2 separate regions of the Homo sapiens genome follow, and region 1 is linked to region 2. The links are chromatin loops, found by intact Hi-C in ENCODE. Cell type or tissue: MCF 10A. All regions are shown on one strand. Links, peaks and the distances in the headings refer to the core of each region. The heading gives the core; the rest is flanking DNA. Region 1 overlaps SCN2B (sodium voltage-gated channel beta subunit 2). Region 2 has its middle 10 kb from the start of DSCAML1.

Evidence for each region. Hi-C counts contacts between places; a loop is a spot of excess contacts. Peaks named below come from ENCODE experiments on the same cell type or tissue, not always from the same donor. Only the 100,000 strongest peaks of a DNase experiment are listed, where the experiment ranks them.
Region 1: it touches region 2 in a loop (5-fold over the local background); 12 of 110 quality-filtered maps call a loop at or near these places.

The regions. Positions count from the first base shown.
Region 1 is chr11:118,170,086-118,172,993 of GRCh38, forward strand. The region is part of intron 1 of SCN2B (sodium voltage-gated channel beta subunit 2); the gene reads right to left. Among named protein-coding and RNA genes, the nearest start is that of SCN2B, 5.1 kb to the right of the region's middle. In MCF 10A, for the core only: a CTCF peak has its summit at 1,728 (motif pointing left); a DNase peak (open chromatin) is centred at 1,736.
Region 2 is chr11:117,806,001-117,808,908 of GRCh38, forward strand. It overlaps a transcript of DSCAML1 not described here. Among named protein-coding and RNA genes, the nearest start is that of DSCAML1, 10 kb to the left of the region's middle. In MCF 10A, for the core only: a CTCF peak has its summit at 1,666 (motif pointing right); a DNase peak (open chromatin) is centred at 1,671.

The DNA.
Region 1 (2,908 bases), core at 297-2,796, 360 kb after region 2:
AATCACCTACTGTGTGCCAGGCACTTAGTCTAGGCCCTGGGGGTTACTGCTGTGAACAGGACAGGCAGAGTCACTGCATCATGAAGCTTATATTCTGGGGAGAAGGATAGACATCAACAAGGAAAAAAATCATGGAGTTGTAGGTAGAGACACTCGGCAAGGTAGAGGGGCATTGTCTGATGTCGGGTGGGCAGGGAAGACTGCTCTGAGGGGGACACACAGGCAGCGCCCACCTGAAGTGAGAGAGTGAGCCCGTTGAAGTTTTGAGCGAGTCGAGTTCCCAGGCAAGTGTACTCCCAGGGGCCAAGTCCCAGTGGCTGGAAGGAGTTTCGTGTGCCTGAGGCAGAGGGAGCAGAATGACCGAGGGGGTGCATGGTGAGACCTGAGGTCCAAGAGTTAGGCAGGGACCAGCTCACAAAGGCTTTGTGGGCTAGGATATGGAATTAGGAGTTTCCTCTTTGGAGTGTGATAGGAGGTCCCTGCAGGGTTGGGGAGTATGGGGGCTGCTGGGAGGCTGTCCAGATGAGCCCGATAGAGGCTGATGTGGGAATCGCATAGACAAGGGGATGAGACTAGACTTGGGTTCAATCCCAGCTCCAGCATCAGAAGCTGGAAGAGTGGGGGCTACTCCTTTGTAAAACGCAGTTGGTGACACCGATCTCCCAGGGTTGTTTCGATAATGAAAAGAAGCAGTAAGTATTCAGCAAATGGTAGCTGCTATTATCCTCAATTCTCCCCAAGTTCTGCCTTGCAAACAGGAAGGGCTTCTAGGGGAGCCTCTGGCCTGGCCTGAGGGCACCTTGGAGACTGCCCCACTCCAACCAGTCCGTAGGAATTGGCGAACAGCCCAGGCCTGCAGGGCTCCTATTTTTCAAACTTTTTTTTTTTCTTCACAAAGCCGTAGAAGCAGCCGCCCTGCAGCCTGCAGGGAAATCAACATCTGCCTGGAGCACCCTTCTGCCAGCCCCGCCCCTGGCCCGAGTGACCAGGGCAAATGGCAGGACTTAAGAACCAGAGATTCTCTGAACTGGCAGCAGCCCTGGATGGAGGGGTAGGCATGGGGACCTCATCTGTTCTCCAAGCTGGGAGACAGCTGTCACCATCTGCGTTTTCTAGAGGAGGAGTCCAGGGCCGAGGATTCCAGGTGTGAGCTTAAGTGCTCATTAGGGGAATAAGGACTGGGGAGGCTGAGTGGGCCCCTGTCAGGAAGAACAAAGCCCAATTCCATCTCCTGTACTTTCATCGCCGTTCTGAAAGCATCTGGCAGCGCACCAGCCAAGGAGGAGGTGTGCAGAAAATGCCAACAGCATCTTCATCTGCAGAGGCCCAGAGCTCTGAGGGAAGGCACTGACAGTGCTTGTCCTGAGCTTACCTCCCATCCCAGGAATGTCCTATCCCTCTAGCTCTTCCCTTGGAAGGTCGATCATCTTCCCAGGGGCTCCCCAGACCAAAAAGTCTGCGTTCTGCGAAGCCCGGCGGACTCTGTGCGGGCCTCTGCCCCCCACCAAGCCCAAGGCAGTGCTCCAGATTAGAACTTGAACCTCACCATCTCGAAGGAGCTAGCACCCTGCCGTGGGGGAGGGCAGGGTAGAGAGGAGTGCGGGGGCGCCTTTTCTGGCCGGCAGGACGGGGGCAGCCGGAGAGGTGCAATGCGGGCTCCCCCTCCCCACCCTGCAGCGGGGCCCTGCAGAAGGTACCGGGCGGAACACGCGTGCCCTCTAGTGGTCACAGAGTCAAACGTCAAGTTCCATCCTGCGGAGCGAGCATGGGATCCGGAGCCACAGCTGGAGCTGAGATCAGAAACCGTAGATCTAGCCCCATTGTTTTACCGGTGAGGAAAGGCCATGAGAGCCACACACAGAGAATAGGGACAAGCTGAGGCCAGAATCATGGTTCCTAGCCCCTAATCCAATATCTCCACGTAAGCCTGTGGCCTCACCAGAATCCCAGCAGCTCTAGGGTGCTGGCCTCAGACCTCCCGCCAGTCCGGGCCCTCATTAAAGACGAGGGGACCATGGCTCAACAAGGTCAGAGCTGTGAGCAAAACTCTGGTCTCTTGATTAACTCTCCTGCTTCGGGAAAGCACCCGAATGCATGGCCAAGGCCACAGAAAGGACTTCATCACAGCCACAAACCCTTACAAAATGCTTACAACGAGCCAGGCACTGTCTACATACTCTACATACATCACCTCATTTAATACTAACAAAACCTGTTATCGCTCCCACATTCCGGATGAGGAAGATGGAGCACAAAGAAGTTAAGAGACGAGCCCAAGTTCACGGCTAGTAAGAGGCGAAGCTAGAATCTGAAGCCAGCCTGCCTGGCTCCAGACTGGGTTGAGGCATTGAAGCTGAGTGGTGAAGTGAGCCCCATTCCAAGGCATCCGATCTCTTGCCGACTATATGGCAGGTCCAACTCCAGGCAGGCCCGCCAGCAGGGAATTGTACCATTTAAAGGAACCTCCATACAAGGGGGGCCCACAATCTTCCTGGTTGTCCCATTTGAGACCAGGTCTGGGGCCTGTGTCTCCTGATTTTCAACTCACAGAAGGGAAAAGATCATCAACGGGATGAGGCTTCTGATCTTAGATCCAAAACCTCAGCAGTGGCGGGCCACCCGCTGTCTCCAAGGCACATCTGGGCCCTCAGGCCTCGTGTCATCCACTGTTCTAACTAGCCCATCTTGCAGAGACTATAAAAATTTGCTCATCTGCCAAATGCTGTCTCTTGCAGAGACTGGAAGTTAATCTCTTCACTCCTCTTTCCACCCTACAGCAACCTATGAGGTAATTATTTTCTTCTTGGTTTTTTTTTTTTTTTTTAAGTGTCTAAACAGATGAACTGTCTCCCGGGGCAGCCCCTGCCTCCCAGGTGAGTGTGGCATCCAGCCCGTATCTCCGCACCTG
Region 2 (2,908 bases), core at 107-2,606:
CTGGCCTGCGCTCAGCTAAGTGGTGTTTACCTCCCTCCTAGGCCCTGTTGCCTTCAGACTCTTGCCCACCTTGTTCACCACTCCATCCTCAGTACCCAAGGCAGGTCTTTGATGACTGTTTGTCGAATGAAGCTATGATGATGTGGCTGGGTTGGATGATCTTTACAGTCTCACCTAGGGCAAGGGGTTCGATAAGTCTGTGAAGAGAGCTGCTTAAGCTCAGAGAAAGGAGTGGTCAGTAAAAACCAAGGTAGGATGTGAGTTGGGCTTGAGCAATGGGAAGGATATGCAGAGAGGCAGGGAAAAGGCCTCCCTGCAGGGGCTCAGGAAAGCCTGACTCTATGGTGTGTCTACCCATCTGAGACACCCACACATCTGGCACATGGCAGTTCAGAGCTGTGTCCTCAAAGACTCATCGGTCCAAACTCTGAGCTGAACTGGCGGGCTAATTGTTTGTCTGCATCAGCCAAAGTAGCTTCTTCTTTTGGCAAATCATAATCAGAGTCCTGGACTCCTACTAATAACAATGATTATAATTGAGCACTTGCTGTGGGCCCAGCACTATGCTAATTACTCCAGATGCATAATCTCCAAACAACCCTATAAGACTGGTATGATTATTATCATCCCCATTTTACAGACAGTGAAACTGAGACATAGAGAAATTAACTAAGTTGTCCAATTCACGCAGCGTCAGATGCTCAAGGCAGTCTAATTTCAAACTCATCATTCTATGTATTGACTTTGGTGGTGGTGGTAGTGTTACTGCTGTTACATTTTTTAAAGTTTGAACATGGAAAATTTCAAGAATATACAAAAGTGGGGAGAACAGTATAACGAATTATTATGCACTCATTTCCCAGATGCTACAAGAGTTGACTCATGGCCAGTTTTTTGTTTCATCTATGCTCCCCTCCCATCACCATGAATTTTTCTGAAGCAAATTTCTTGTGTTACATAATTTCATCCATTGATCATTTTGTGTGCATCTCTCAAGGATGAGGCCAAATCCTCTTTCTCAATCACAATACTTTTTGCCTCCTGACTGAGAAGTTCCTTGGCCGGGGCACCCGCTTCCCCCAAGCCACACGCCAGATTTCAGGCTAGCCACTTCCCCACACAGTGGGCACAGAGGCAACAGGCTCAGCGGGTAGCCTGTCCCCAGCTCCTCACCACACAGCCTGACCAAATGGCATCTCTCTGCCTCCTCAGAGTGAATTTTTATCGCTGAAGCCCCTGCCATCAGTCTAGTTGCTCTGCAGATGGGGAACTGGATGTGGTGGTCTGCCTGGTGGGGTTGTTGACACAAGGATGAGTCTTTCTTGACCAGGCCTGTCCTAGGCTCCAACCCTGGCCTTGCCCCAAATCCCAGTACCTACTTCAGAATGATTTGGGGGGTGGGAGATCTCCTCTGCCTGGGAGGAAATGACTCCCCACTCCGCCCAGCCTAAGAGCAAGAAGGGATGAGATGGAGCCAAGAACCTGGAGTCAGAGATTCACCGCACTTCTCATGAGCTGGGAGGACCAAGTCTCACCTTTTTGGTCTGTGGAAGTGGGAACAGAACACCGACCCTGCAGCGTGGCTGTGAATGTCTAAGGAGATGGGCAAGTTTTCTCCGCAGAGTTGTTTAGCTAGAGAAGGTCACAGTACCTGCCATGGCCAGCAGGTGTCGCCCAAAGACTGAGTATGAGAAACCTTTGGGCGGGATGGGGGCTCCTCCATGGAGATTATCTTTCAATATTAGATACAGCTGGACTTGGAAGAAGTGGAAGAAAATTCAGCCTGAAGGGTTTCTCCTTTGAAAACTCAGTCTGGTTCTGGCTTTCGTCGGAGTTAAAAATTGGAGCTTTGCAGTTTTCACCCAGGCTAGAGTGCAAAGGCGTGGTCTCGGCTCACTGCAACCTCCACCTCCTGGGTTCAAATGATTCTCCCACCTCAGCCTCCCGAGTAGCTGGGACTACAGGTGCATGCCACCACACCCAGCTAATTTTTGCATTTTTAGTAGAGATGGGGTTTCACTTTGTAGGCCAGGCTGGTCCTGAACTCCTGACCTCGTGATCCGCCCGCCTAGGCTTCCCAAAGTGGTGCGATTACAGGCGTGAGCTACCGCGCCCGGCCTGCAGTTTTCAAAGTATGCTCACATGAAGATACCACAGCAAGACAGACATCAATATCCGCATGTTACAGATGAGGAAATTGAGGCTTCAGAAAGAGAGTGACTTGCTAAAAATTATGCAGGCACTAAATGACAGAGCCATTAAGTGACAAAATATAGAATTAGAAGGCCTTCGGACTCTATATTCTGGGCAATCTGCCGACACATTCCTATGGGTCAAACCTTTAGGAGGAGTCCTGAGACCATGGCTGGGCTGTCCCTGCCCCTCTGGAAAAGATAATAGGCGCATGCCCGAAGCCCCTGGCATGCGACATGCTATCCCCTGAGAGCATTTGCCATCTCTGGGTCTCAGTGGCTCCGAAACCACACAACTACACATGCACACAGGCACAGGTGAGGTGAAGGAGAGAGAGATCCCAGACTACAGAATCCGGGATCTGTATTTTCTGTTTCCCAGTATTTGGATGTAAGAAGCTTAGCATAGGTCTTGGGGCTGGCATTTGGGAAATCCTGAACTAGAAGATAAACTAGAAGGTTTATGTTCTGTAGTTTCATAAACACTATCCACTTAAGCTTGTCAAAAACACTAATACAGTGTCTGGCACATACTTGATAGTCAACAAAAATTTGCTGAATAATAAATGGCTGAAAAACACGCAATCACCCAGCCCAGCAGAAGCCTTGGTGAACACTGCTTCATCCCTCACCCACTTTACATGTTCGCAGCACTTTGTGGCGTACATATCTCATTTACACACATGATCTCGTTCAATCTCTTTAATGAGTTGGAT